Linked DNA regions of Homo sapiens: region 1 is linked to region 2. A link is a loop called in an ENCODE intact Hi-C map of the cell type or tissue named here. Cell type or tissue: K562. All regions are shown on one strand. Links, peaks and the distances in the headings refer to the core of each region. The heading gives the core; the rest is flanking DNA. Region 1 overlaps MACC1-OT1 (MACC1 3' UTR overlapping transcript 1). Region 2 has its middle 15 kb from the start of ABCB5.

What was found. Hi-C counts contacts between places; a loop is a spot of excess contacts. Peaks named below come from ENCODE experiments on the same cell type or tissue, not always from the same donor. Only the 100,000 strongest peaks of a DNase experiment are listed, where the experiment ranks them.
Region 1: a loop joins it to region 2, with 10 times the contacts of the local background. A loop is called at or near these places in 19 of 110 quality-filtered maps.

The regions. Positions count from the first base shown.
Region 1 is chr7:19,976,891-19,993,263 of GRCh38, forward strand. All of the region lies in intron 3 of MACC1-OT1 (MACC1 3' UTR overlapping transcript 1), which reads right to left. Among named protein-coding and RNA genes, the nearest start is that of MACC1-OT1, 160 kb to the right of the region's middle. In K562, for the core only: a CTCF peak has its summit at 6,127 (motif pointing right); no DNase peak of the experiment used is centred there.
Region 2 is chr7:20,592,637-20,609,009 of GRCh38, forward strand. No RefSeq gene overlaps it. Among named protein-coding and RNA genes, the nearest start is that of ABCB5, 15 kb to the right of the region's middle. In K562, for the core only: a CTCF peak has its summit at 6,091 (motif pointing left); a DNase peak (open chromatin) is centred at 6,085.

The sequences.
Region 1 (16,373 bases), core at 4,637-7,136, 620 kb before region 2:
GGACATAGGCATGGGCAAGGACTTCATGACTGAAACACCAAAAGCAATGGCAACAAAAGGTAAAATTGACAAATGGGATCTAACTAAACTAAAGAAATTCTGCACAGCAAAAGAAACTATATCAGTGTGAACAGACAACCTACAGAATGTGAGAAAATTTTTGCAATCTATCCATCTGACAAAGGGCTAATATCCAGAATCTACAACCAACTTAAACAAATTTACAAGAAAAAAAACAACCCCATCAAAAAGAGGGCACAGGATATGAACAGACACTTCTCAAAAGAAGGCATTTATGCAGCCAACCAACATATGAAAGAAAAAAAAGCCTCATCACTGGTCATTAGAGAAATGTAAATCAAAACCACAATCAGATACCATCTCATGCCAGTTAGAATGGCGACCATTAAAAAGTCAGAAAACAACAGATGCTGGAGAGGATGTGGAGAAATAGGAATGCTTTTACCATTGTGGAAGACAGTGTGGCAATTCCTCAAGGATCTAGAACTAGAAATACCATTTGACCCAGCAATACCATTACTGGGTATATACCCAAAGGATTATAAATCATTCTACTATAAAGACACATGCACACGTATGTTTATTGTGGCACTGCTAACAGCAGCAAAGGCTTGGAACCAACCCAAATGCCCATCAATGATAGACTGGATAAAGAAAATGTGGCACATATACACCATGGAATACTATGAAGCCATAAAAAAGGATGAATTCGTGTCCTTTGCAGGGACATGGATGACGCTGGAAACCATCATTCTGAGCAGACTACCACAAGAACAGAAAACCAAACACCGCATGTTCTCACTCATAAGTGGGAGTTGAATAATGAGAAGACATGGAAACAGGGAGGAGAACATCACACACCATGGCCTGTTGGGGGCTGGGGGGCTAGGGGAGGGATAGCATTAGGAGAAATACCTAACGTAGATGATGGGTTGATGGGTGTAGCAAACCACCGTGGCACGTGTATACCTGTGTAACAAACCTGCACATTCTCCACGTGTACCCCAGAACTTAAAGTATATATGTGTGTGTGTGTGTATATATATGTATACGTATATATATATTTATGTATATATATATGTGTGTGTGTGTATATATGTGTGTGTGTGTGTGTATATATATATATATATATATATATATATATATATATATATATATATATATATATATATATATATATATATATATATATATATATATACACACACACACACACACACACACATAAAGGAATTCACTGGTGAATCCATCCGGGCTTGGTGCTTTCTGTTTTGGAAGGTTATTAATTATTGGTCTGAATTTGTTTTGTTTTTAAATTTTTATTTTTAATTTTATTGGGTACATAGTAGATGTATATATTTATGGGGTACATTAGATGTTTTGATATAGGCATGCAATGTGAAATAAGCACATCATGGAGAACAGGGTATCCATCCCCTCAAGCATTTATCCTTGAGTAATAAACAATCCAACTACTGTATTTAAGTTATTTTGAAGTGTACAATAATTATTGACTATCGTTACCCCATTGTGCTATCAAATAGTAGGTATTATTCCATTGTTTCTAACTATATTTTGTATTGTATCCATTAACCATCCCCACTTCCCTACTATTAATAACTCCTAATTACCCTTCTCAGCCCCTGGTAACCGTTCTACTCTGTATGTTCATGAGTTCAACTGTTTTGGTTTTTAGCTCCCATAAATGAATGATAAAATGAAGTGTTTTTCTTTCTGTACATGGCTTGTTTCACTTAACATAATGATCCACAGTTCCATCTATGCTGTTGCAAATGACTAGGTCTCATTCATTTTTATGACTGAATGGTACTCCATTGTATATATGTACCACATTTTCTTTATCCATTTATCTTTTTATGGAAACTTAGGTTACTTCCTCTTATTAGCTATTGCAAACAGTGCTGCAACAAACATAGGAGTGCAGATATCTCTTCAATATACTGATTTCTTTTCTTTTGGGTATATACCCAGCAGTGAGATTGCTGGATTATATGGTAGCTCAATTTTTAGTTTCTTGAGGAAGCTCTAAACTGTTCTCCATAATGGTTGTACTAATGTACCTTCCCACCAACAGTGTACAATAGTTCCCTTTTCTCCACATCCTTGCCAGCCTTTGTTACTGCCTGTTTTTTGGATATAATCTATTTTAACTAGGGTGAGATGATAGCTCATTATAGTTTTGATTTGCATATCTCTGATGATCCGTGGTGCTGAATACCTTTTCATATGTTTCTTTGCCATTTGTATGTCTTCTTTTGAGAAATGTCTATTCAAATATTTTGCCCATTTTTTGATCCAATTATTAGATTTTTTCCTACAGAGTTTTTCGAGCTTCTTATATATTCTGGTTATTAATCTTTTGTCAGATGGGTAGTTTGCAAATATTTTCTCCCATTCTATGGGTTGTCTCTTCATTTTGTTGATTGTACCTTTTGCTGTGCAGAATCTTTTTAGCTTGATGTGATTCTATTTGCCCATTTTTTGTTTTGGTTGCCTGCACTTTTTGGGTATTGCTCAATAAATTTTTGCCCAGACTAATGTCCTGGAGATTTTTCCCAATATTTTCTTGTAGCAGTTTTATAGATTGAAATCTTAGATTTAAGTCTTTAATTCACTTTAATTTGATTTTTGTATATGGTGAGAGATAGGATTCTAGTTTCATACTTCTGCATATGGATGTCCAGTTTTCCCAGAAAAATTTATTGAAGAGACTGTCTTTTTCCCAGTGTATGTTCTTGGCACCTCTGTCAAAAATGAGTTCACTGTAGGCAGTGTGGATTTATTTCTGGGGTCTCTATTCTGTTCCATTGGTGTATGTGTCTGCTTTTATGCTTGTACCATGCCCTTTTGGTTACTATAGCTCTGTACTATAATTTGAAGTCAGCTAATATAGTTCCTCCAGTTTTGTTCTTTTTGCTTAGGATGGCTTTGGCTCTTCTGGGCCTTTTTGTGTTTCCATATAAATTTTAGAATTGTTTTTAATATTTCTGTGAAGAATGTCATTAGTACTTTGATAGGGATTGCACTGAATCTGTGGATTGCTTTGGGTAATAAGGATATTTAACAATATTAATTCTTACAATCCATGAACATGGAATATTTTTTCAAATTTTGTTGGCTTCTTCAATTTCTTTCATCAGTGTTTTATATTTTTCATTATAGAGATCTTTTATTTCTTTAAGATAATTATTGTTTCATTTTTTGCATGGCTATTATAAATGGGATTATATTTGTATTTCTTTTTCAGATTGTTCATTGTTGTCATATTGAAATGCTAATGATTTTTATGTTAATTTTGTGTATGCACATTTACTGAATCTATTCATCACTTTTTTTGTTTTTTGGTTTGTTTTGAGATGGAATCTCACTCTGTCACCCAGGCTGGAGTGCAGTGGCATGATCTTGGCTCACTGCAACCTCCACTTCCTGAGTTCAAGCAATTCTCCTGCCTCAGCCTCCCGAGTAGCTGGGATTACAGGCAAAAGCCACCATGCCTGGCTACTTTTTGTATTTTAGTAGAGATCGGGTTTCACCACGTCAGCTAGGCTGGTCTCGAACTCCTGACGTCAGGTGATCCACCCACCTAGGCCTCCCAAAGTACTGGCGTTACAGACGTGAGCCACTGCACCTGGCCTGTTTATCAGTTTTAAAAGGTTTCCTGTGGAGTCTTTAGGATTTTCCAAATATAAGATCATATCATCTGCAAATAAGGGTCATTTGACTTCTTCCTTTCCATTTTGGATGCCTTTTATATCTTTCTCTTGTCTGATTGCTCTAGCTAGGACCTCAAGTACTATGTTGAATAATAGTGGTGACAGTAGGCATCCTTATCATGTTCCTTATCTTCGAAAAAAGGCTTTCAGTTTTTTCCCATTCAGTATGATACTATCTGTGGGTCTGTCATATATGGCTTTTATTATTTTGAGGTACGCTCCTTCTATAACAGTTTTTTAGGGTTTTTATCATGAAGGGATGTTGTATTTTATCAAATGTTTTTTCAGCATCAATTGAAATAATCATATTGTTTTTATCCTTCATTCTGTTGATATGATGTATACATTGATTGATTGGTGTAGGTTGTTTCTCCTTGCTTCCCAGGGATAAATCCCACTTGGTCACAATAAATGATCTTTCTAATGCATTGTTGTATTTGGTTTGCTAGTATTTTGTTGAGGATTTTTGCATCAATGTTCATCAGAGACACCGGCCTGTAGTTTTCTTTTTCTGACGTGTCTTTGTCTGGTTTTGGTATCAGGGTAATACTGACCTTGTAGAATGAGTTTAGACATATTTCCTCCTCCTTTATTTTTTAAGAATAGTTTGATAGGATTGGTATTAATTGTTTAAATGTTTGGTAGAAATCAGTGGTAAAGCCATGGGTCCCCAGGCTTTTCTGCATTGGAATTCTTTTTATTATAGCTTTGATTTTGTTACTTGTTATTGGTCTCTTCAGGTTTTGAATTTCTTCTTGGTTCAATCTTGGTAGGTTGTATGTATCTAGGAATTTGTCCATTTTTTCTAGATATTCAAATTTATTGGCAGATAGTGGCTCATAGTAGACATTAATTATCTTTAGAATTTCTGCAGTATTAGCTGTAATATCTCCTTTTTAATCTCTGATTTTATTTATTTGTATCTTTTTCTTCTTAGCCTGGCTATAGGTTTGTCAATTTTGTTTAACTTCTCAAAAAACCAACTTTCTGTTGCACTGATCTTTTATATGTTTTTATTTCAATTTTATTTCTTCTCTAATCTTCTTTCTACTAAGTTTGGGTCTGATGTGCTCTTGCTTTTCTAGTTTCTGAAGAAGTATCATTAGATTTTTTATTTGAAGTTTTTCTACTTTTTTGATGTAGACATTTATAGCTATAAACTTCCTTCTGAATATTGCTTTTGCTGTATCCCATAGGTTTTCATATATTGTTTCCATTGTTATTTGCCTCAAGACATTTGTATCTTCATATGATTTCTTGTTGCTCATTAACATCTTTCTTTCTGATTGAAGTACTCCCTTTAGAATTTCGTGTAGGATAGATCTGGTATTAATGAAATCCCTCAGCTTTTGTTTGTCTGGGAACGTCTTTATTTCTCCTTCATGTTTGAAGAATATATTAACCAGATATACTATTCTAAGGTGAAAGTTTTTTTCTTTCAGCACTTTAAATATGTCATTCCACTCTCTCTTGGCCTGTAAGGTTTCTGCTGAAAAGGCGGCCGCCAATTGTATTGGACCTCCATTGTATGTTATTTGTTTCTTTTCTCTTGCTGCTTTTAGGATCCTTTCTTTATTCTTGACCTTTGGGAGTTTGATTATTAGATGCCTTGAGGTGTGTTCTTTGGGTTGTCTTCTTGGTGTTCTATGACCTTCTTGTACTTGGATACTGACATCTTTCTTTAGGTTTGGGATGTTCTGTGTCATTATCCCTTTGAATAAACTTTGTACCCCTACCTCTTTCTCTACATCCTTTTAAAGGCCAATAACAGATTTGTCCTTTTGAGGCTATTTTCAAGATCCTGTAGCTATGCTTCATTGGTTTTTATTCTTTTTTCTTTTGTCTCCTCTGACAGTGTATTTTCACATAGCCTGTCTTCAAGCTCATTAATTCTTTCTTCTGTTTGATCAATTCTGCTATTAAAGGACTCTGATGCATTCTTCCATGTGCCAATTGCATTTATCAGCTCCAGAATTTCTGCTTGATTCTTTTTAATTATTTCAATCTCTTTGTTAAATTTATCTGATAGAATTCTGAATCCCTTCTATGTGTTATCATGACTTTTTTTTTTTTTTTTTTTAGTTTCTTCAACACAGCTATTTTGAGTTCTCTGTCTGAAAGGCCACATATCTTTGTTTCTCCAGGATTGGTTCTTGATGTCATATTTAGTTCATTTGGTGAGACAGTATTTTCCTAGATGGTGTTGATGCAAGTAGATGTTCTTCTTTGCCTTGGCGTTGAAGAGTTAGGTATTTATTGTAGTCTTCACTGTTTGGGCTCATTTGTAGCCATCCTTCTTGGGAAAGCTTTCCAGATATTTGAAAGGACTTGGGTGTTGTGATCTAAGCTGTATCTCCTTTAGGGGGCACCCCAAGCCCAGTAATGCTGTGGTTCTTACAGACTCATAGAGGTACCGCCCTGATGGTCTTGAACAAGATCTGGAAGAATTCTCTGGATTGTCAAGCAGAGACTCTTGTTCTCTTCATTTACATTCTCGCAAACATACAGTCTCTATCTCTCCGTTAAAAACCATGTAGAGCTGGGGGTGGAGTGATACTAGCACCCCTGTGGCCACCAGCACTGTGACTGTGCAGGGTCAGACCTGAAGTCAGCACAGCACTGGGTCTCACCCAAGGCTTGCTGTAACCACTCACTGGCTGCTGCCTATGTTTGCTTTAGGCTCTGGAGCTCTACAATCAGCATGAGGCAAAGCCAGATAAGCCTGCGACCTGCTCTTCAGGGTGGTGAGATCCTCCAGACTCCAGGTGAGTCTAGGGGTGCAATCCAGCATTAAGAGACTAAAGTCTAAAACCTTAGAAGTCTACCTGGTATTCTATTGTACTGTGGCTGACCAGACAGTCAAACCACAAGATACACTTCTTCCTACTCTTCTGTCCTCTTTCCAAAGGCAAAGGCACTTCACCCTGTAGCCACCCCTGGCCACAAGGCATACTACCAGACTACGCCAACTTTCCCTTAAGGCCCAAGGGCTCTCAAGTTAGCTTGTGGTGAATGCTGCCTGACCTGGGACTCACCCCATAAGGCAGTGGGCTCCCCTCTAGCCCAGGGCAGGTCCAGAAATGCCATCTAAGAGTAAAGTGCTAGAATCAGGGATCCCAAGAGGCTTCTTTGTGCTCTAACCCTCTGTGGCTATGCTGGCATCTAAGGTACAAGAAAAAGTCCCCTTTACTTTTCCCTCTGCTTTTCTCAAGCATAAGTGGTTTTGTCCCATAGCCACCATAGCTGGTAATGTGATGAGTATCAACTGAAGCCAGCATGTCTCAGAGGCTCACCCATGGCCCTCGACAGAGTACCTGGGTATCACTGATGATTATTTGGGGCCCAAAGGCTCTTTAGTCACTAGGTGATGAATGCTACCAGCACTGGGTCCTTTCCTTCAAGGCAGTTTCTAGACAAACCCTCTGGCCCAAGGTTTGTCTAGAAATACCATCTGGGAGCTAGAGCCTGCACCAAGGGCCTCATGATTCTGATCTGTACCCTGTCTTTCTGTGGCTGAGCTGGTATTCAATAGGCAAGTCAAAGTCCTTCCCCCTCTTCCCTCTCCTCTCCTCAAACAGAAGGAAGGGGTCTCTTTGGATCCAAAGGCTGTGCAGACTGGGATTAGGGTACGGTGATGCCAGTACTCTCTTGGCTGCTCCAGCAGGTGGAGTACCTCAGTAGGTCCTGTGCCCCTCCCCCGCAGTCTACTGTCTTTGGGCCTAGTTTAGCACTAGCACTCACCTAAGGGTTGCAGTCCTTATGGCCTACACTGCCTTTCATGTTTAGTTGGAGACAGACCTCACCGTAGCCCTCAGTGGGAGGTTTGCAGGAACTCAAGTTCAGACTGCTGGGAGAGGTGATTACCCTCTGGGTAGAGCTGATTTAAATGCTCCCTCCATGGGCAGGTGTCAGCTGAGTTTGGCCAGGTTTTCCTTTCTGCTGTAATAGGATAGCACTGAGTCATTGCCTCACAATTGCTATGTTCTCCCTCCTCCAGCACCCAGAGATGCTCTCCTGAGGCCCAGACCACCACTGCCAGCCATGGAGGAGGAGTGGCGTTGGCGATTCAGGACTGCTTTTTCTGTCTCTTCAGTGCCTCTCTCAGCAACATGAAGGTAAAAACCAGGTACTGTGAGTGCTCACCTGATTTTTAGTTCTTGATGGTGTCTTTTCGTTGTAGATAATTGTTAAATTGGCATCCTTGAGAGGGGAACAATCAGTGGAAACTTCTAGTCTGCCATCTTCTTCCACCTCCCCTGATTTGATTTTTAATAGATTTATGTCTATCCCTTACATTTCTTTTGTAAGAATGTTTTCCTTTGTAACAAGAAATAACTATGTATTTGTTGAGAAATTGTGTCTTTTAAGGAATTGGCCTATTTTATCTAAGTTTTCCCAGTACTTTTAGTTCTGATATTAGTAATTAGTATCATCTCTATTCTTAGCTTTTCAATTTTTTCATCTTTTCAAAAAACCATCTTTTGGTTTTCTCTATTGATTTCTTGTTTTTAATTTCATTGATTTCTGCTCTAATTTTTATTATTTCTTTTCTTCTGCTTACTTTTGATTTTATTTACTCTTTCAAGTTTCCTAAGGTGGAAAACTAGAAATATCTTTCTCAATCCATTTACTTTTGCTATATGGAAGTAATTTCTCTAATGTTTGCAATATACCCTTACAGCTAATGCAAACCCACTTTCAAAGAGCATGCTATTGCTTCACAGGTAGTATGAATACCTTATATTTTAAAAAAATAATTAAAATGCCTTCCTCCCATTTCTTGTATCATAGCTGTCATTTACATCTAAGCATATATACTGTTCTTAGATACTGATATGGTTTGAATTTGTGTCCCCACACAAATCTCATGAGGAATTGTAATCCCCAATGTTGAAGGAAGGACCTGGTGGGTGGTGATTGGCTCAGAGGGGCCGATTTCTCCTTGCTTTTCTCATGATAGTGAGTGAGTTCTCATGAGATCTGGTTGTTTAAAAGTGTATAGCACCTCCCCCTTCTCCCTCTTCCTCCTGCTCTTGCCAGGTAAGACGTTCCAGCTTCCCCTTCACCATCCATCATTCTTGTAAGTTTCCCGAGGCCTCCTCAGAAGCAGAAGCCTGTACAGCCTGTAGAACCATAAGCCAATTAAACCTCTTTCCTTTATAAATTACCCAGTTTCAGGTATTTATTTGTAACAGTACAAGAACGAACTAATGCAGACACACACACACACACACACACACACAAAGATATATGTGTAAGCATACATAATGAAATACATTGTTGCTATTACTTTATGAACAAAATGTTATCTATTAGACCAACTAAGAATAAGAAAAATAAAAGCTTTTGTTTACCTTCATTTATTCCTTCTCTAATGCTCTTCCTTTTTTACGTAGATATGTGTTTCTGACCTATATCATTTTTCTTCTTTTCAAATAAATAACTTCTTTTAACAATTCTTGCAAGACAAGTCTACTGGCAACAAATTTATTCAATATTTATTTGTCTGAGAAAGGTTTTATTTCTCCTTCACTTTTTAAAATTGTGAAATAACACTTAACATGAGATCTGTTAACAATTTTTAAGTGTACACTACATAATTTTTGACTGTAGGTACAATATTGTAGAATAGATCTCTAGGCTTGTTTATGTTGCTTGAGTGAAAGTTTATATCTGTTGATTTCCAACTCCATTTCTCCATCCTCCAGCCCCTGGTTACCACCATTCCACACTTTGATTCAATGAATGTAACTATGTTAGTTACGTTACATAAATCATGCATTGTCTTTTTGTTACTGGCTTATTTTATTTAATATAATGTCTTTAGGTTGCATCCATGTTGTTGCATATTGCAGAATTTCTTTATTTTAAAAGGCTGAGTAGTATTCCATTGTATGTATATATCACATTTTCTGTATCCATTCATCTGCTGATGGCATTTAGACTATTTTTATTTCTTAGCTGTAATGAATAGTGCAACAATGAACACAGAAGTGTTAATATATCCACAAGATCATGATTTCAGATCCGGAATGGGATTTCTGGATCATATGGCAGTGCTATTTTTAAATTTTTGAGGAACCTTCTTACTATTTATAGCAGCTGCGCCATTTTGCATTCCCCTCAGCAGTACCATGCAAGGGTACCAATTTCTTTCCCTAGTATTGTTTCTTCTTCTACTTTTTTTAAGTAATAGTCATCCTGGTAGGTTTGATATAACACCTTATCATGGTTTTGATTTGCATTTACATTAAGATCAGAAACATTGAGTACTTTTTCATCTACCTCTTGGGCATTTACGTGTCTTTTTGGAGAAACGTCTATTTGAGTCCTTAGCCCACTCTCACTTCTACGAATTTTAATGTTTGGGATCTTACATTTAGGTCTTTAATCTGTTTAGAATAAAGTTTTGTGTACGGTGTGATATAAGGGTCCAGTTTCATTCTTTTGCATGTGGATTCCAGTTTTCTCAGTACCATTTATTGAAGAGACATTCTGTTTTTCATTGTGTATTTTGGCACCTTTCTGGAAAGTCAGTTGACTGTAAATATGTAGATTTGTTTCTAGGCTCTGTATGCTTTTCCATTGGTTTTTATGTCCATCTTTATGTCAGTGCATTCTGTTTAGATTACTGTAATTTGTAATGTATTTTAAAATCAGAAAATATGGTGTCTATGGTTTTATTCTGTTTGCTCAAGATTTATTTAGCTATTCAGAGACTTTTGTGGTTGCATGTGAATTTTAGAATTGTTTCTATATCTGTAAAAAAATACCATTGGGATTTGGTAGAGATTACTTTGGGTAGTGTGGACATTTTAACAATATCATGTTGTTCAATCCATGAAGATGGAAAGTCTTCATATTTGTTTTCTTCTGGTTTAATTTCTTTTATCAATGTTTTGTAGGTTTCAGTATATAAGTCTTTGACCTCCTTACTGAAGTTTATTCCTAGTTTATTCTTTTTGTGCTGTTTTAAATGGGATTTTCATAGTTCCCTCTTCAGATAGTTCATTGTTAGTATATAGAAGTGCAACTGATTTTTGTAAGTTGATTTTGTATCCTACAACTCTACTGAATTCATTCAATTTTTCTAACAGTTTCTAAAAGTTAACAGATTATACCATCTACACCAGGGAACATTTTACTTTTTCTTTCTTATTTGAATGACTTTTACTTCTTTTTCTTGCCTACTTGCTCTGGCTAGGACTTCCAGTAGTATGTTTAATAGAAACGGTAAAAGTGGGCATCCTTGTCTTGTTCTTGATATTGGAGGAAAAACTTTAAATTTTTCACTGTCAAGTATGATGTTAGCTGTGGGCTTATCATATTTGACCTTTATTATGTTGAGGTAATTTCTTACTTTTCGTAATGTGTTGAGAATTTCTATCATGAAAGCATAATTAATTTTGATAAGTGCCTTTTCTGCATTTATGATCCTGTAATTTTTATTTTTTATTATGTAATGTGCTATATTGATATTGTATAATAACATACATTAATTTTAAAAAGTTGAACCATCCTTATGTATCAGGTATAAATCCCAATAATCATAGTGTATGATTCTCTTAATGTTAGTATGATTCTCTTAATGTTATGTTGGACTCAGTTTGCTAGTATTTTATTGAGGAATTTTGTATTCAAATTTACCAAGGATCTTGGCTTTGTTTTCTTTTTTGTGATGCCTTTGTTTTCTTTTTTGTGATGCCTTTGTCTGGCATTGGTATAAAGGTAATGCTGGCCTGATAAAATGCATTTGAGTGTTCCTTGAGGTATGAAGTTAAATTGTTAATTAATATCCTTCCTCTTTATAATATAGTCATTCATTACTGTCAACTGCCCTCTTGGTACTGCTTTTGCTTCATTTCATTACTTTTGGTACGTTGTGCTTTTGTTTTTGTGGGGGAAGATAAAGCATTCTTATAGTTTATAAATCTGTGTGAGGGTTTGGGTACACCTGTGCTCTGGGACTGTGAACTTCGCCAGTGATTCTCAGTATTTTTTTTCCCTTAAGTGAGACAGAATGGCTAGAGGGTACTGGAGTTGGGTATTTCCCTTCCCCAGGTAAGTTAGACTCTGAAAAACAAACAAAACAACAAAACAAAACAAAACAAGGAAACAGCAGGTTAGGCTCTGGTAAAATAGTTTCTCTTGAATGCAGGCCTTTTTAAAGGACAGAATGCTATTGTGAATTCGAAATGTTTATTTTTTCCCTCCTTCATTGGAAGCCCTAGGAGATTTTTCTCAGATATTCACTATGAGAACCTGGTAAGGTTCCCGGAGGTAAGACTCAAAAAATTGTGGGGATCTGCCTGTGGCTTAACCTCCCTGAAAATTTTAACTCTCAGACTGATTCATACTGAGCCTCCAGCAATTAATCAATTACAGTTCATTTCTAAGTACTAATTTCCATGGAGGTTTCTTATCATGTGTTTCTGAGCTTGCGATGCTCTGTATTTGCCTGTCTCTCCAATTTTGGGTGTTAATAGATTACCCTATGACTGACTTCACTTCTCTGATGATCTAAGGGGAGTTTGTTTATTTTGTTCAGGTTTTTTTCTTGTTGGGATAAATTTGTAACTTCCAACCTGTTTACATGCTAGACTAGAAACCACAAGCCCAAAATATATTTTTTTCACTTAACCAATTATGAACATATTTCTCTCAATGAATATTTGCTTATTATCATCTCTAAAGGCTAGAAAGCCTTTCATCATTATTTACTTAACTTTTCCTCAAAATATTCTGGTTGTAATAAGCCACGCTATGGGAATAGTCTAATGTCTAAATCCTTAGACATTTGTTCATTTGTCCTTTATAGGATACATATTTTAAGTGGAAAGGGATGCACATTAATATTTTCTCATTTTATAAGGCCCCAGCAGTGCATGAATGTCCTCATTGTCCCACCCTTCCAACATAAATGATGATTTTAATTTTTAAAACTTAAATAGAAGAAAAATGCAGTTTATTTATTACTAGGTCCATATCTTCTGACTCCAGAGATTCTTCGTGTAACTTGTATTTTGATAGTATATAATAATATTCTTGGTAATTTATTATAAATTAATTTTTTAGGATCAAAACAAATTGAGGTCAAACTTGTTTCATGACTTGAGTGAAACACTTTTATTAGCCAAAGATAGCTTGTATTTTCTACCAACTAAAAAACCATTTTTTAAATTTATGATCCCTAAATACTTATTCTCTGAAGCTCACATCGACCCTATTGTCTTGAAATATTTTATTTTGAAAAGCAGGGATTTCTTCGTGACAGCCTTAACAGTATTGAAAAGAAAATTGCCCCACAGAGATAGTTTAGCCAGAGTCATAGTCTGAGTCCTGTTTGGGTCATACTGAAAGGATTAAATTTTTTCTATTTCTATTTTTACTTTAGCTTCAGTCCAAAAAAAAAAAAAAAAAGGCAGGAAAAACCACTAATCTCATATTAGCTTTAGGGCCACACTTTAATACCACTTTATCTAAATTTAGCTGCATTCCTTCCTCGTTAAAATGTTTGTTTAGAGCAGCTAAAAAGTAGGCATAAAATGCTCATGGTTTTACTATGAAATATATACACAAAGATAACTAGTTCCTTTCTAATTTAGACTTTATAATGGGGACCAAATGACATTCAAAATGTATTTTAAGAGAAATTAACAAGTATGACGAAATACTAACTAACTCCTTAGCCCCTTGTGTTGTTAAACTTTTTATTCCTTAACAACTTTATGCAAAAGATAGTAAAGGAACCTTCTTTAGACTTGTGGTAATTAGATATCTTTGCTACTAAACAAAATAAGCCATTTCCTTCTGTCAGTATATTATTAATATTATGATCAAAATGTCATGTAAGGTGAAATTATTTACATTCGAAATTTCCTTCTGTAGAAGTTTTTCTTTTAATTAAAAGTAAAATTTACCATTTTATTAATTCTTATGGCCCTGGAAAAAAATTATGTCACTTTTAAACATAATGCTTTTAAAAATATATTGAAAATCCCATTCCCAGAAAACTAGTCATTTGTTGAACACTATTTCAGACTTTTTTCTGTGCATCCACATGAATGCAAATTCTAAACATGTTATGAAACAGAGGTACATGGTGGTAGGAGAGAGTAAACTAAGGAGACACCATACATTGGGTACCTCTAAAAATTCCCCGAGATAATAAATTAGATAAAGGAAGTTTATTTGAGAATTTATCCCTGGAGCATAAGTGAGGTAATAGGGAAAGTGATCTAGGGAAGAAAACAATTTACTAAAAAGTGAGCTATCTCCGTGGACAGCAGGAATTCCTTCCTGCTAGAGACCGTCTAAAGCATTAAAGAACTCTGTGTAACACATATCAGAATTGTCCCACCAATATATGAGGAATCGGGGATAGTTTTCCACTGATTCTTTTTTCTCACTGGTCAAGATTTGCCTCTGGGGCATTGAATTCTAGGCACCCTCAGGTTGGCCAGCTCATAGGTTAAAAGCCCCAGTAGTTCCCAAGCAAGCCAGGCAAATAAGCAAAAAAATGACACAGGCACCTGAAATGGGAAGAGATCAGTGTGCACAGAAACTGTCCACTCAGCCGCAGATCAACTCAGAAGTGGATGGGGTTGTAATTTAACAATATGTGCTACAGGAAAATTGAGCTACTGATGAAGGCTTGAAAAGATTCCCCCAAAGGAGAAACACTGAAAGTAATAAGAACATTCGTTTTTGTAATAAAAGCAATGGAAGCCATTAAAATGTTTTAATCAGTGGCTTACAATGAATAGACATGTACCTTGAAAACCTTAATCTGGCTGCAGATTGAAGATCCAACACGATAACAGCCAGAACCAATAAGTATATGCTCCTTCCAAGATTACTGTAGTTGCCTAGGCTGGAGGTGACGAGGTTCTTATACTAATATAGTCCAGAGTTTAAACATATAGAGTTGCACCAGTCTGCCCAGGTTTGTACCTCTCTGTGCTCCCTTGTAGTAACTCACATAACCTCCTATGTCAAGATTCATTATTTGTAACATGGTAATAAAAGTACAATTTACCTCAGAAGTAGCTGAGAAAATTAAATGGGTTAGTAAATATAAAAAGCTTTTAGAAGAGTGCTTACACATAGTAAGGTGCTCTATTAATTTTAGCTATTACTTTTAAGGAGGTATAGTTGGAGATAAAATGGAAAAACAGGATATGTTTAGGAAGAGTAGTCAGGGTGACCTGATAGATGTGACTTTAGGTATAAGGAAGTTTCAAGACAGATTTCTGGGTTGTGCCTTAAATAATTGGATAACAAATGGTGTTAGTCATTGAGACAGTGAAAACAGGAAGAAAACAAGATTCAAGAGGAATATTTCCTGGCTGTATTTGGGACATGCTGGATCTGAATTAAGCTGGAGATATCCAAGAGGAAACACCAAGTAGGCAGTTGCATATAAAGGTTTAGAGCTTAGATGAGAGATCTGAGATAGAAATACAAAGTTGTGAGTCATCTAGATAGAATTGGGAATTGAAAGGACGGTGTAGATGGGCTGAGCACAGAGAGAGAACAGAAAGCTGCACGTAACAAAGAAATGTTAATAGAACATAGTGTTAGGTTTAGGCAAAACTGTGAAGTATGTAAAATTTTGGGTTTTCTACTCAAACATTTCTATTTTCCTGCCTTTATATTGATAGCCCTTATAAATTTTTGAATGAATTCATATTGCTTTTAGCTACCCATTTATTTATTGAGCAACAACTTGTGGAACAACTCCCATGGACCAGAGACCATTCTCCATGCTAAGTATATAGCAATGGACAAGAGAGAAATATTCTTTACTCTCATGAAGTTTGATAAATATCGTATAGTGAAAAAGCTAAGCAGAGAATGAAAGTAAGGTGTGGTGGTAGAATATGACTGACTACATTAGTTTGGGTAAAGAAAAGTCTCTCTGAAGAGATGGCATTTAAGCAGAGATTTCAAGGATAAGATGGAAGCTGGCATTTGTCCACCAAGTAGAAGACCATTCCATATAAAATTCATCCACTCTTAAAAACAAACTAGTGGACTAAAGGAGCAGAGAAGGACTATGTGGCTACAGGGAAAGAATTATGGGAAATAAATTTAAAAGGGTGGTCAAGGACTAGATAGTGTAAGGCTTTAAAAACAAGAGGAAGAAGTATGATAATAAATACATACAATAGTAAAACAGTGTAGAGTTTTAAGGAAAAGAATGATGTGATCCAATTTATGTTTTAAAAATATCACTATGGCTGCTCTATGGGCAATATGTTACAGAAAAGATAGAACCAAAGCAAAGAGACCATCTTAGAAGGCTAGTGTTATAATCCAGATACAAGGGATGGTAACTTGTACAAGATTGGAAGTATGTAGTGTAAAACAGAGAGAATTAAACAAAATACACTGAATAATTAGATTAAAAAAAGGAGAGAAATCATACATAATTCTTAGATTTTAGGCATCTGTAATACAATGGTGCCATAGACTGAAATAGAGAATACTGTGGGAAAATTACCTTACCTATAGAGAGATATGGATAAGAATAACAGTAGATTTTTCAAAAGAAACTATGCAAGAAAGAAAAGAGTGGACTGAAATATTTAAAGTTCTGAAAGAAAAAATCAACCT
Region 2 (16,373 bases), core at 4,929-7,428:
TTATTATTGATTAGAAAATTACAAATTTACATCTTCTTATCAGAATTTAGATCTGCAGAGTTTAGCACAATCAAGTTAAATGTGTTAGAATGAGATCATGTTTTCTGCAGGGATGTGGGTGGAGCTGGAGGCCAATATCTTAGCAAACTAACACAGGAGCAGAAAACCAAACACCACAGGTTCTCACTTTTAGGTGGGAGCTGAATGATGAGAACACATGGACACAGGGAGGGGAACAACACACACTGGGGCCTATGGGAGGATAGAGGGTGGAAGGAGAGCGAGAATCAGGAAAAATAACTATTGGGTGCTAGGCTTAGTACCTGGGTGATGAAATAATCCATACAACAAACCCCCATGACACAGTTTACCTATGTAACAAACCTGCACTTGTACCCCTGAACTCAAAAGTTTAAAAAAGAGAAATAATAGCCACAAAAGAAAACTCACAATGGCAAAAGCTCAATCAGCACAGTTTGATATGAACTATGATTTAATAATTGCCAGAATTTCCAGTAATTTCCACCAAAAAAGTTGATGGCAGTGAAAACAACTTCTGAAAACTAAAATTAAAAATTTTTAAAAATTAAGGGACAAAAAGATGCCATGCAAAATAGTTATTAAAGAGTGAAACAGGTTTCATGGAGTTTGCTTTTAGATACCAGCCAAGATGGACTCAGTAATGGTATGGTAACAGATAGCAACCACACTTTAGTCTTTCTGTGATTTGAAGTGAAAAGCTCATTGATTTTTATTGAAAGTCTCAACAGAAGGCAATGCTACAGACATGTAGCATGAATGTCATTGTTTGTGGTGTCAAGCATCTCATATTTCACTGGCCACAGCAAGTCACATGACCAGGTCTCCCTTTAGGTAAGTTGTGCCATGCCCTGAATACTCAGAAATAGGAGAGCCACTTATTAGCAAGCAGTTAGTTCAATCAAAATTCATCAGCATGTGGTTCCCAGATAAATATACAAAATTAGCGCTTTGATTACAAGGAAGACAGAGCAGCAGGAAACGTCTGTAGGGCAGCCAACCAACATTTTCTGCCACCATAAATGTTGGCAATAATAAACTTCATGACAAAGCCAGCATTCATTAAGAGCTCAGAAAATGCCAGGCACTGTGCTTCTTATATGTTTTCTTATTTAATTCCCAAGTCCTACAAGGGAAGCACATTATTGCCTATGTTACAGAAAGGAAAACTGAAGAACGAAGATTAAAATACTTTTGCAGATCTGGTAAATGTTGAAGCTAAGACAAGAACCTAAGCAGTCCGATTAATACCCCTCTTAGAACTACTCCCTCATTGTGCTTCCCTTCTGAATTGCACGATTCAGAGCATAAAGCACTTTATCTCTGGATATTGCAGGCTTTGCAAGAGTATTCATCTGTGGATCTTGAGTGCAAAATAAAATTTGACCCTGGTGGTTTAGCTATAACTGGAAAGGACAACTTCCATGACATTTTCTCGTAAAGCCCGTTGCCAACATCATCGAGAACAGCATGTGCTCTTCCAGATTACAGTGATAAGAAGGTTGATGTTGCTGAGAGCCGCAAGTCCTGATGAAGCAGCACTTCTCTAGGAGAGGGACGTTTCCGCTGGCCTCCGCTGAATCCTGTGCATTGGCTTCTTAGGGAGGAACTGGCTGAAACTGCTGGAAAACCACATCCATGGGATTCATGCTGTTGGAAAGGCTGTCAACAGGAAATGGTCAACAAATTGCCCTAAACCCGTGGAGCTTGCAGAGGGGCATTGCTGCCATTCTGTCTGCACATAGCCATGCTGTCTACTCACTTGAAGACTATAAGACCCCTTCCATTCTAAGGCAGGAGTAATTGAAGAAAAAGGGAATCTCTACCTAAATAAGTTGTATTCAAATTATTCATCTATACCTGGGAATTTACGCCAATCATACCAAAATAAAATATAGCTAGTACAACGTCTGGTGTCTGCTGAGCTGTAAATCTCTTCAACAGGTGCTTGTTGTTATGGGCTGGGAGACACTGATGATAATGCCCTTGAACCATCAACCCCCTCCAACATACACACACACACACACACACACACACACACACACACACCGTCTTCCTTATCTTGCCCTAGGTTTTTTTCAAATCAATTGGATCTCTTTCAACACTCTACACCCCCCTTGGATGCTTTTTTTCATCCTTGGGGTACACAAGGGCTCTGTGAGGAGGCCCTTGGGGCTTTTAGTCCAGGCTCTTCATCATTCCGTGGCTGGTCTGCTATTCCAACCCCATGATAACCAAGGGATTCTAACAGGCTTCTAGTCTCCCCTGGCTATGCAACAGGTAGGATACTCTAGGATACAACACATCCATTCCTTTCTGTTTGGCAAGTGGGGAGGACAGAGAGGACTGGGCAGGATTTGGGTTTCTCCCACTAACTCTTACATCATCATATGTTGTGTTGATTTGGGCATAATCTCCACGCCGTGCTACCTTCAAGATTTTGTATTCTGATATTCAAAGCCAAGCATTTGAACTTTAAAACACGTTATCTGTCTTAAGCACTTGGCTTTTAAGACTTCTGCCTTTGCTACAAGTTTTAAAACCCATTCATCAATCCAACTAACGTCCCCTTTCTAAGCAGTACCTGCTCTCCCCTTGAGAGCAATGTACAAAGAAAATTATACAATGGGAGAAATGTAATGGGTTCAAAGCTGCCCAGTGGAGGAGCAGGAAGGAGGTGTTGAGAACTCTGAATAATGGTTCTCAACATATTTTTTCTTAGATCTACTTTCTGGAATGCTGTTTCCTCCTATTTTGAGATTATGCTAATTTATGTTGCATTTAGTATATGCCAGCAACTTCCATGACTTTAACCTTCAGTCCTCACAGAAACATTATGAGTTGAAGCTTTTATCTTCTTTCACTGATAAGAAAAGGGAGTCCTAGAGACATTCATTAACTTGACGAAGTTCACGAAGGTAGTAGGTGGTGGAACCAGGCACTGTGTTAGTCCGTGAATGTACGTAGATTAACGATACAAAGATGACTGCATCAACTGGTGTAGGCATCAAACATGTAAATGAATCTTGGTAGCACGTTTGGCTGGGACTATTATTGAGGTTTACACACATAGGATGGCCATTTAACTAAGCGTTATGGAAGACTTCCTACAGAGATTCACACCTGAGTTGATTCATGAAGGATAAGCAGAAAAGTTAGACAAGTGAAAAAAAAAAAAAAAAGAGGAAGGGAAAGAAAGGGTATTTCAGGGCCTAGGAATAACATGAACAAAAGCACAAGGGCAAGCTGAAATAGAATGTTTTGCTCCCTGTTTTAGGCTATTTCTCCAGTTACCTACAAGTGACCCAAAATTTCATACCTTATAACAATAGTTATCATGCTCCTAAACCTGCAATTTAGCAGGACCTGGTGGGAATAATTCATCTATGCCCTGTCTGGCATCATCTGGGATAGCTCAAAGGCTGGGACTGAATCAACTGAAGGCTCATTTACATGTAAGTTGACATTGGCAGCAGGCTGAGACCCAAGCTGGGTCTGTGGGCTGATAATCCTACACAGTCCTGGATGGCTCATGTGGCTGGGCTTTCTCACAGCATGTCGGCTGGGTTGCAAACATGAGCATCCCGAGAGATATAAACCATGTGGAAGCCATAACACATTTTAAAATTTATTTTATTTTTATTGATACATAAGATTTGTACATATTTATAGGGTGCATGCAATATTTTGTTACACAAATAAAATGTGTAATGATTAAGTCAGGGTATTTAGGATATCCATCCCACAAGCATTTATCATTTCTATGCACTGAGAACATTTGAGGTCCTCATTTCTAACTATTTTGAAATGTACAATACATTCATAACACATTTTTGACTTAGCCTTGTAAGTTAGGCAGTATCACTTCCACCATATTCAATTTGTTGAAACAGCTGCAAAATGCACCCAATTTCAAGGATAAGAGAAAAGCCTTCAATCCCGAGAGGGCATAGCAGTGTTTTGGAAAAGCATGTAGACCTGGAAATATGGCTGTGATCATTTTTCAAATATACAATATAGTATAACTCTAAACATAAAAGAACAATATAAAAAGCAAATAGAGCCACTTTCCATAGCTACTGTGTCTTTCTCGATATAATCACACTATTAGCTGCATGAGATCATTGATTGACTCATTGCTTACTAAGAGGGGGTTACTAGCTAAAAGCCAAGAAAAGAATTTAAGTCATATGCCAGGCATCAGCATGAGTTATCCATACAGTAGGCTAAGCACAGGAAATACTGTCATCACTGCACAAAATGCTTGTTGTGTTTTCTTGGCCACATGGCAAATAACCATTCATAAACTTTCTGTAACAAAGACTAATCTAGAAATTGTGTCAGAAGGCCTTGAATGTATTCTTGCAATTGAAAGACCATTTCAAGCTATTTGTCCCAGCCACCACAGGGACCTCTTTTACTAAAGGCAGTGTTAATAAATCTTGACGAAAACTTTCTAATGATTTTGCAGAGCCGTTTCAGTAAAGGTCCTTATTATTTGTGGAAATATCTTCAAAATGACTTGAATCTTTTACTTCATTTCCACGTCCAACAATCATAGCTCCATGCCATTTAATTGTAACAGATTGTAAAATGCTACATCTTACAAGGCCCAAAATGCAAACGGCTCCATACTGCAGGTCATGTCAATGAACTGTAAAGTTGCTACACCCTGGCAACTTGGAGGGACACTAAAATGATTAGAACCATCTCTTCTACAGTCATTAATTCTAAATCCTCAGCTTCTTAGTCACCGCCTCTCCCCTCTGTGGGCTCATCAGAGACCCAACAGAGAAGCAATTGATTCTTCTCTGTCTCCCACAGTGATGAGAATAGACATGATGGAGAGCATATGAGGACATAAGCCCTTTTACCACAGAATTTACATTCTAGAAGGAGTGACAGATGTTACGCAATTACATAAGTATGAAATATAAATGAAAAGGGATAAATGCTGTGATGCAGAAGCTCCTGGTTCTATGAGAGTGTATTGTAAAGAAACTGATGCACACAGAGAGACAAGTAAGGGGAGAAAAGGGGGAGGAAGAGGGGATGGAGACAGAGAACAACTCAGGCGAGAGCCTGAAGCAGGAGGCGCGTGATGAGTTCAGGGAACTGAAAGAAGAAAATGGCATAGCACCAGGATGCTTGGACCTGTGGCCCTAGATGACCTGGGGGGCCCTTGTCCTGAGAACAATGAAGGGCCATTCACAAGGTTTAAGTCTCCAGATATTTTAATTCCTTCCATTCAGGAGCATGTCTTCCTCAACGAGAGATAGCCATGTCAGGGTAGCCCAGTCATTTTTTTGTGTTCACCTTACTGGTCTTCTGCTATAGTTTGTTACCTGGACACTGTAGCGGCTGTCCACTTTCTGTAGTGTATGTGTTCTCCCTAATACGACTCTTCCTTTCTCCTGGATCTATACACCGCTGACACTTCATCTTCCTAAAGTGCAATTTGCATCACATCACTCTCCTCAGAAACTTTCAGAGGCAAATTCAGGATGGAAGGTAAATTCAAGCACTCCTCTGTTTTTTCTGTTCCTATACCATCTGTCACCCTCACCAGCAGCTCTACTCTTCCCAGAATGAATCTTCTACTTCACCCAAATTGAGTATTTTTTCCCACCATCACACAAATGCTCATGGCATGCCTCCTTCTTGAAATGATCTTGCTTTCTTCCTACCCTAGTCTTAATCATCCATTAGAACAGCACCTGAGTCCCACATCTCTAGAAGCTTCCACAGCCAGTGCAGTTTACATTTATTTCTCTCTCTGGATCTGAGAGCTCTTGTTACCTCTGTTCTTCATATTTGTAAGTGGTCATAAATGAATGCACACTCTTGTGATATTCTGTAACTGTTTAGATAGGTTTATCGTGCTTCTATCAAGGACACAAGTTTTTTCTTATCAGAAGCCACATGTTCTATATTACTCATAGCTCTTAGTTGAAGGGTAAACTTCAGGGAAGAGGACAGCAGTCATTCAAGGATCTACACATAAACACTGTAGAATGAGCCATTCTATTTCATGAGCAACAATGACATCTAGTGGCTGACAGGTTGCATAGCTTCTTCTGACTTTAATAATCGGACAAGGCATTCAGAAAGAGAATATTACAGAATAATTAATGAACCCAAGTTATTCCCACCAACTACACTGCTTATGAAGGTATTTCAAATATGGATTTATGTGTTCTGGCTGCCCAAATGCTTCCCCCATCCTCCTGTGGTCCAACGACCCACAAACTACTGGTAAGAGGTCCCTGCCTGTGCTCCTTGCAAACCGCAACTTCCCTTTCCCGTAGGAAGATCACCAGAAATTTTCATGGAGATTATGCGATTTTCAACTTTCTGCTTCCTGTGAAGATAGAGGTTTATGTGGATAAATATTTATTTTGGAAAGAAAGTATGTAATTGAGTAGGAAACTTGAGATGATAAATATGATAACCAGAGTAGAAACGCACTTGAAAGCCAAATGAGAGAAAGTCAGTGTGGCGTAGAGGAAGTCTGTGGGCTTTGGCTTCTGAGGGACTTGGGATCGGATGCCAGGTCTTCCCATAAAGTCACGTGATCGTTATGACAGACTGACGTCTCTGGGGCGCCATCTTCGCATCCCAAACATTGAAGGCGACATATATACAGCCTACCGGGCAGCTTTGGGGAGGATTCGATACAATCCTATATAGTAAGATTTCGGCCTGGAGTAGGTAGCCCATAAATAATAGCTATTCCTATGGTTTTACATTTTACTGGAAATAATTGTCCTCCTCTTTCCAATTTGATATTTTTTAAAACCAAAAACCTGTTTTTTTATCTGAAATTGTCAATAACTCATTCTGATCTTCATTTAAATTACCTCGTTGCTTCTGATTTCAGATGTTTATGCTGGAAAATAATGAGGTTGAGGAAAATATCTCAAATCTCTGAAAATGACCCAGGAATTCTAATCTGCCATAGACCTCAAAATCTGAATAATAATGAAGGGTGTAGAAGAACTGGAGCAGACTATAATTATTGTTATATATAGCAGTTGAAAAAGTAACCCTTTTAACTCAAGGAACCTGGCTTTGTGGAGGGAGAAAACAGGCCTAGGAATAAATATGTAAACAAATTATCGCAAGAAAATATTGTGAAGTCCTGATTTGTGTGGCCTCCCTGTGGGCAGCACGGGAATCCACAATCACCCTTATAAAATGTTTCCTTAGAAAACATCATCTTGGCCTTCTAAGCTTTACCTGAACCTAAGGTAAAGGAAGAGCTTGTTTCAAAAGTTTACTTTTTTGCTTATTATTTGGAATGTAGCAAACATTTTTCTTATATTAAGTATTATTATATACAATGGTTTATTTCACAGCCAATCCCACAGATTAATGCCAAAGACAGGCTTCAATTACATAACTCCACAAATAGGACTGGTATAGGTAGCAAAAATGGACAGTGATGTTACTTTGGGAATACAGAATAATAGAATTCCTGGGCTGGAAGAAATTTGAGATCTCCATTCTAAATTCTAAGTGAGTAGATAAAAAACACACCTTCTCCCAGTTTCAGCTCTGATGTGGGAGCAAATAATCCTCTCCCCACTTAAGACAAATTCAACCTTCTTCCTCTCCTTCTCAGTATTGTAACAGAAACCACAGGAGGGTGGGGGAAAGATGGACAGGAAACCTGCCTCTAATTCTCACTCTTCCATTGTCGGTGGGCAGGGGGCCATTAGGAGCGTTAGTCATCCCAAAATCTCAAGGGCGAAAACAACCCGGATCTATTTCATGCTCACGTTAATGACCATTGAAGTTTGGCTGCATCTCTATTCTAATAATTCTTCCTTCTGGGATTCAGGCTGAAGAAGTAGCTACTAATAAGGACATGCTATTCTGATGGCAGAGGGAAAAAAATTAATTGACAGATGAGATGACTCTTGAAGTTTCTGCTTAGAAATGACACAGGCCTCTTCCACTCACATTCATCAGTCAAAGCAAGTTACAAGGCTAAGCCGAGGTCAATGGGAGAGTAAGTATACTCCTCGAAATGGAAGGGGCTCCAGAGAGGGTATAGTAAGGAAGGGCAACAAATAATTTGGACAAATAATCAAATATGCCACATTTATCGAATATAAGCAGACTGCTTAAGATTACTTAGTCCTCAAACTCAACCAAAAATCAGATATAATAATCCTTTCCAGCCTAGTCTCAGGTTTGCTGTAAAGTCAAGCCTATGATTATGTCAAAGATGACCACTTTCAGAGATTCTGTCCAATAGGTATCATGTGGAACCCTGGTGTCTGTATTGTTTAAATGCTCCAGGATTGAGAGGCATTCTGGTTAAGTTCTGATCAATGGTTTCCAAACCTAGCCACTCAGAACCAAGAAAGCTCTTAGAAAATGCATACTTCTTGGCCTTATCCCAAAGATTCTGATTCAGTAGGGCTTGGTTAGAATTCCGGATTCTGTATTTTAAAAAAGATCCTCAGGAGATTCTGATGTAAAACTAGATAGGGACTCCCTATGCTATAGGATTCTTTTTAGCAACAAAATTCTGTAACTTATAATCAGTAACTTCCCCCCTCCCTCGCTCTTTTTGTTGTTTTTGGAGGGAGGAAGGGTGTTCTTTGGTGAGCAAGTCTATGCAAACTTAACCACAAAGTCCACCAAGCTGAGAGGCCAAAGAAAGAGGCTGACATATCTGGTTTCTCAGAAAGAAACATTTAATGGGGGCTTATGAACAGAGGCCACGTCACAGGCAGCTGAGAGACAAGATGCTGGATTCCCACCCATACTGTTAGCACTGAGACTCAGGGCTTATATAGCATAGCAAAAGAATGTGTACGACAATCAAAGTCAATCTCAATTGGCAAGAAACAGAATGGCAAGAATTTGGTTAAGGACAGAATTTATGGTAAGTATGTCTTTAGGATAATATCAAGGTTGTTTTGACCTAAAGGCATCATTTACAGTAAGTACAGGAAAATAGAAATCTTTAGGCATTCCCAGAAGTCAACATGGTGGATTAGCAGCCAAGATGGAGTCCCTTTAGCCTCCACAGAGGGATTTTTGTTGCTTTGCTTGTACAACTTTATATTTGAAACTTTACTATTTGTATCCCAATCTAATACAAATTTAGATGGCTGATTTTACCAGGGAAAAGGAGTAGGTACTGACTTGCTCGTAAGGAAGCCAAGGACAATTTTCTCCACGAGAGAAAGAGTTAGGTGACAGAAAAGTAAAGAGCAAATGTGCTTCAAGTGACTATATAGCACTAACTGCAGACAATAATGATGACGGTGGTGATGATTAAGGCTCCCATTTATTCTGTGATCAAAGAGACATTTAACACGAAATATCTCTTTGAATCTTCAGGACAGCCTAATTAAGTAGGAAATGTTGCATCCACCTTAATGATGAAAGATGTAGGTGCCAGAAACGTTAAATTACACAGCCCAGAAATGATAAAGCAGGATTCATGCTTACATCTGCCTAACTTCAAAGCTCAGGATCTCAGCCACTACACTGTACAGACATCAGTGTCCCCTAAGCCTTCCAGGAAATTCCATCTGAAAGACCATAGGAAAAGAAAGAGGAAAAGCCAATGATGATAAAAGTGTCAAGGAAGCAATAAATTTCACTTTGTAACACCTCCCAAGTTGCAAAATGTCAGTGGACACCCCTCATTGCTGTGTCCCAGCCAGCTCTGCCCCACCAGCAGACCTCCCTTTCTGCTATTATCCCTGCAGAGGCAACACCCTAGATCAATGACCACAAATGTCACCACACTTTATCACTTACTGTGTGCTTTCATAGCAATCTCATTTACTATCCTCAAAAACACAAGTATTTCATACAGAAGCCAAGAATAATAAAGATTGAGCTGATTTATCTAAAATAGGATTTCCTAACTCGCATTATTGTGCTGGATAATTCTTTGTTGTGGGCTCTGTACCGTGCAATGTGGCGTGTTTAGCAGCATCTGTGTATTCTACCCACTGGTGCACCTTCTCCTCAGCACCTGCCAATTGTAACAACTAAAAATGTCTCCAGACTTTGCCAGCTATCCTCTGCTGGGGGACAGAGTAACTTCTAGCTAAGAACTGTGGACATAAAGTGATGCAGCAAACAAGCAGAAAATATGTTCTGACCCAGATCTTATGACTAACATGGTGTGTGATCCATTGCACCCCTGAGACTGCAATGGAACATTGAATTTTAGAATTTTATGTCATAGAATTTTAGAATCATAGAATTTTTAAGGTCCCACTGACATCCAGGCAACTTCCTTATTTTGCTGATGAGCAAACCAAGGCTTAGAGATGTGAGATGACTATCACAATTCTATGGCTCAAAATATTTTAAAAATAATTTCAAGCAAACATTCCTAAGATTCTTGGCAAAAGTGATATTGCTGATACACATCCACAGGGGGTACATCTTGTCCTGTGGCTGCACCAATTAGCCATCCTATCTGTCAAGAAAGTCTTCCTAAAACATATAGGTTAACTTCATTTATACCAATGCTAAAACAAGTCATGCCATACCTCTGCCGCCCTTCATGTTGGAGACTTTCAGTCACCTATACATGTTTCTGTAGTTCTAGAAGCCAGACTTCCGAGAAGCATAAAATCCATCATAGGTGTTGGGGGAGGTAAAAGGAAAACCACCATTCTGATCAGATGAGGCCATTTGAAAAATGGGATAATGGCCGTACTCAAAGAGCCTTCCTTCTTAGCATTCCATTCTCTGACCCCTCCCTCCTCTTTTGTCTGTATCCTGATCCCTTCTACCCAATACCTGGGGCCTCTACGCAGATCCACTTTTCTCAGAGGCTCACTGGACAGCATTAGGTCTATGTGGAAAATTATCCTTTTCATCGGGAACCAGTGAGATCTTAGCTAACCTCCTGCTTCCATGCCTGTAGTGGCAACTGTTGAGATACAGTTCTTCATTTATAAATTTTCTCAGGTCTCCACTCACGATATTTGAGTGCTTTGTGTTCCAAAGAAGAAAACCAATTATTACTTCTGTTTGGCCACACACAGAATTGCAGAACACGTGGACTTGGATGCCAGATGTTGCCATAGAGTTCAATATTTTCTTGCTCCAAATTAAAAATGCCTTTATAATACTTAGTCTATTAAGAATTTAAAGCTGCTAAAGAGTACCTTTTAATTCCTAAAAAAAGTGATAGAATATTAACATATCACATCAGAAGAAAGCTAGTGTATAAGAAACCACCAACCCCCAACCCCAGCACACACACACATGCAACAAGTACATCTCATGTATGAATTCAAGCATTTGTCCTGTTTTATAGCAACAGCACAGGAGCTTCCCCTTGTACTAATCAGGTTTTTATTTTCTGATGCTTCGCTATCTTAGGGCCTTGCTGACCTTAAAAAGTCTGTCCCTCCCAGGATTAGTTAATTCCTAGAGATAGAAAACAACTCATTTCCCAGGATATACCTTTTATACGGAAGCCAACAAATCCAGAGCCTGTATTCTCAACCACGTCCTTTATCAGGCTTTCACACTATCCCCCTGCCCTAATCACTGCAGGGCCAGGTACCAGGCAACTAGAGACATTATTCAAACTAGCTGATCCTTTATATATATATATATTTTTATTATACTTTAAGTTCTAGCGTACATGTGCACAACGTGCAGGTTTGTTACATATGTATACATGTGCCATGTTGGTGTGCTGCACCCATTAACTCGTCATTTACGTTAGGTATATCTCCTAATGCTATCCCTCCCCCCTCCCCCCACCACACAACAGGCCCCGGTGTGTGATGTTCCCCTTCCTGTGTCCAAGTGTTCTCACTCACCTATGAGTGAGAACATGCAGTGTTTGGTCTTTCGTCCTTGCGATAGTTTGCTGAGAATGATGGTTTCCAGCTTCATCCATGTCCCTACAAAGGACATGAATTCATCATTTTTTATGGCTGCATAGTATTCCATGCTGTGTATGTGCCACATTTTCTTAATCCAGCCTATCATTGTTGGACATTTGGGTTGGTTCCAAGTCTTTGCTATTGCGAGTAGTGCCGCAATGAACATACGTGTGCATGTGTCTTTATAGCAGCATGATTTATATTCCTTTGGGTATATACCTAGTAATGGGATGGCTGGGTCAAATGGTATTTCCAGTTCTAGATCCCTGAGGAATCGCCTCACTGTCTTCCACAATGGTTGAACTAGTTTACAGTCCCACCAACAGTGTAAAAGTGTTCCTATTTCTCCACATCCTCTCCAGCACCTGTTGTTTCCTGACTTTTTAATGATCGCCATTCTAACTGGTGTGAGATGGTATCTCATTGTGGTTTTGATTTGCATTTCTCTGATGGCCAGTGATGGTGAGCATTTTTTCATGTGTCTGTTGGCTGCATAAATGTCTTCTTTTGAGAAGTGTCTGTTCATATCCTTCATGGTACTGGTACCAAACAGAGACATAGACCAATGGAACAGAACAAAGATCTCAGAAATAATACCACACATCTACAACCATCTGATCTTTGACAAACCTGACAAGAACAAGAAATGGGGAAAGGATTCCGTATTTAACAAATGGTGGTGGGGAAACTGGCTAGCCATATGTAGAAAGCTGAAACTGGATCCCTTCCTTCTACCTTATACAAAAATTAATTCAAGATGGATTAAAGACTTAAATGTTAGACCCAAAACCATAAAAACCCTAGAAGAAAACCTAGGCAATACCATTCAGGACATAGGCATGGGCAAGGATTTCATGTCTAAAACACCAAAAGCAATGGCAACACAAGCCAAAATTGACAAATGGGATCTAATTAAACTAAAGAGCTTCTGCACAGCAAAAGAAACTACCATCAGAGTGAACAGACAACCTACAGAATGGGAGAAAATTTTTGCAATCTACTCATCTGACGAAGGGCTAATATCCAGAATCTACAATGAACCCAAACAAATTTACAAGAAAAAAACAAACAACCCTATCAACAAGTGGGCGAAGGATATGAACAGACACTTCTCAAAAGAAGACATTTATGCAGCCAACAGACACATGAAAAAATGCTCATCATCACTGGCCATCAGAGAAATGCAAATCAAAACCACAACGAGATGCCATCTCACACCAGTTAGAATGGCGATCATTAAAAAGTCAGGAAACAACAGGTGCTGGAGAGGATGTGGAGAAATAGGAACACTTTTACACTGTTGGTGGGACTGTAAACTAGTTCAACCATTGTGGAAGTCAGTGTGGCCATTCCTCAGGGATCTAAAACTAGAAATACCATTTGACCCAGCCATCCCATTACTGGGTATATACCCAGGGGATTATAAATCATGCTGCTATAAAGACACATGCACGCGTATGTTTATCGTGGCACTATTCACAATAGCAAAGACTTGGAACCAACCCAAATGTCCAACAATGACAGACTAGATTAAGAAAATGTGGCACATATACATCATGGAATACTATGCAGCCATAAAAAGTGATGAGCTCATATCCTTTATAGGGACATGGATGAAGCTGGAAACCATCATTCTCAGCAAACTATCACAAGGACAAAAAACCAAACACCGCATTTTCTCACTCATAGGTGGGAATTGAACAATGAGAACACATGGACACAGGAAGGGGAACATCATACGCCGGGGCCTGTTGTGGGGTCGGGGGAGGAGGGAGGGATAGCATTAGGAGATAGACCTAATGCAAATGACGAGTTAATGGGTGCAGCACACCAACATGGCACAGGTATACTTATGTAACTAACCTGCACATTGTGCACATGTACCCTAGAACTTAAAGTATAATAAAAAATAAATAAATAAATAGATAAAAACCCATCAAAAAGTGGGCGAAGGAAACTAGCCAATCCTAAACCTGTTTACCTTGCCCTGCCTTTCCAGAGGAAAGCACAGTAAAGGTTCCTGCTCAAGTTTTCCCCATTTCCTCTGCCTCCTGACAAACCCCAGTGGTTGCCCATGTGGCCCTACGTGGTGGCCATGCCTTCTGTTTCCAGGGATCTGTGAGTATAAACTTCTTCCTTCGTGATAGCCATTTTTAGCTCTGTGTGTCTTACAATATCTGATTAAAGCAAGCCCTGGGTTATTTTATTTTATTATTTATTTATTTATTTATTTATTTATTTATTTTGAGATGGAGTCTTGCTCTGTCGCCCAGGCTGGAGTACAGTGGCACCATCTTGGCTCACTGCAACCTCCGTCTCCTGGGTTCAAGCAATTCTCCTGCCTTAGCCTCCTGAGTAGCTGGGATTACAGGCACCCGTCACCACGCCTGGCTAATTTTTATATTTTTAGTAGATACCAGGTTTCGCCAAGTTGGTCAGGCAGGTCTCGAACTCCTGACCTCAGGTGATCTGCCCTCCTTGCCCTCCCAAAGTGCTGGGATTACAGGCGTAAGCCACTGTGCCTGGCCCAGGGTAGACAAATTTGGTTCTGCTACTTTAATAGTTGTGTTAACTAGGCAACACTACTTAAGTCATCTAACCCTCAATTGCCTCTTGTAACAATGGAGCTAATAAATCAATGATTAATGAGAGTACTGGCATAATAGTAATAATATTTAATATTGATTGAAGCATCTATAAAATTTTTTCACAGTACATAACTCAGAGTAAGTGCTTCTAGTGGGAACCATTATTATTATTGTTGACTGTAACAGCAAAGCAATAAATTTTTTCCTAATGTAAACAGATAGCTAATGGATAAATGATTACTCATCATCATACTTGCTTACTTTATTAAGAAACAGAGTAAACATGAAGAGACTACGTAGCTAGGTTCAGGTCACAAAATGACTCTGTGGCAGCGTTGGATTTCTGCCCTGTCCAAGACCCAACCCTTCTCCAGAGATCACTATGATTCTTTCATTTCACGTAAAATAAAAAACTTTCATTTGGGGAATTCCCTTGCAGAGTTTCATGGTTTTGTCCCAGATTCTCTTGAGTCTGGAAAATTACTTTGTGTTCTTATGTTTAATATTCTGCACTTCTGTTAAAGATGGATTTTTGCTGAGTTAAAGGCTCACACAGTTCTTATAGGTTCCAATTTAGAAACAACCCTAAATCTGTTGTGGCTTTGAGTTAGTCTTGGCAGAACACTTCAGGGTGGGTGGGAGGGTTTTTAATGGGTTTCTTTAAAGGGATTCTTTAAAGAGTTTATTTAGTCTCAAACCAAAGTAAACTGACTATCCTATTCCCATAGATTTTTAGCAAGACAAGGGTTAGAATTCAGAGGAAATGTGGTAGGCAGAGTCTACTGAGAATTTGGTTGATATCGTGGGCCATAAAGTGGTAGCAAGACTATGGTGACATTAAAAGAAACTTTCTCACAAAGACTTTTTAAAAACTTTTTACTCCTTTATGTTCCCATAATATTAGAGTTGTTTTGAATATATTAATACATGGATAGTTTATATCTATATATACACATATACATACACACCCATACATTCAAAGTGTTTATATACACACACACTTTGAATGTATTTATATATATATGCTTTGTATAATGTATATACTACATATACTTTGTATAAAGTATATACTATATATACATTCAAAGTATATATAGTATAGCATATGCTTCAAATATATAGTGTGTATATATATACTTCAAAATACATATAATGTATATATACTATATACACACAAAATAGTATATATAAAGTATATATACATATGCACTATATAAAGTATGTGCGTATATATACTTTCAATGTATAGTGTATACTTTATACGAAGTATGTTTTATATATATACACTTTGTGTGTATATATATACTTTGTATGTGTGTGCATATATATACTTTGTATGTGTATATATACATACTTTGTATCAATGCCAAAATACTGTATGATAAAATAGATGTTTTGCTGAATATCAAACCATAAAATGAGCTTTCAGTATCAAAGAGTATCTACATATTGTTATTGACAGGGTAGTAAAAATTTAAAAGTCTAATATAAAGTGAACAATCACAATTTTCAAACACTGCCAGCTGCTAATAGCTCCTGCAGTCAGTATACAACGTATCTGCTTTATTAAACAGATATTTATCTGAGATAAGTGGAAGACAAAAACTTGTTTCTCTAATACTTTCTTATTTTCTTCATAGCTTTTCTATTTTTATTACATCTAAAAATATATATGATTTGGGGATTTATAATCTTCAGTAATATATTTTAGGTCACAAGCATACCCTGCTCTTAATTCTTTTTCATGCATTGTGAAGAATTCCAAGTGGGACATTTTCTTGAATGAAGTCATGGCCCAAATATAGTTTAAAACTTAAAAGTTCAGTATGTTCTATAATAACGATGTTAACATTCTTAA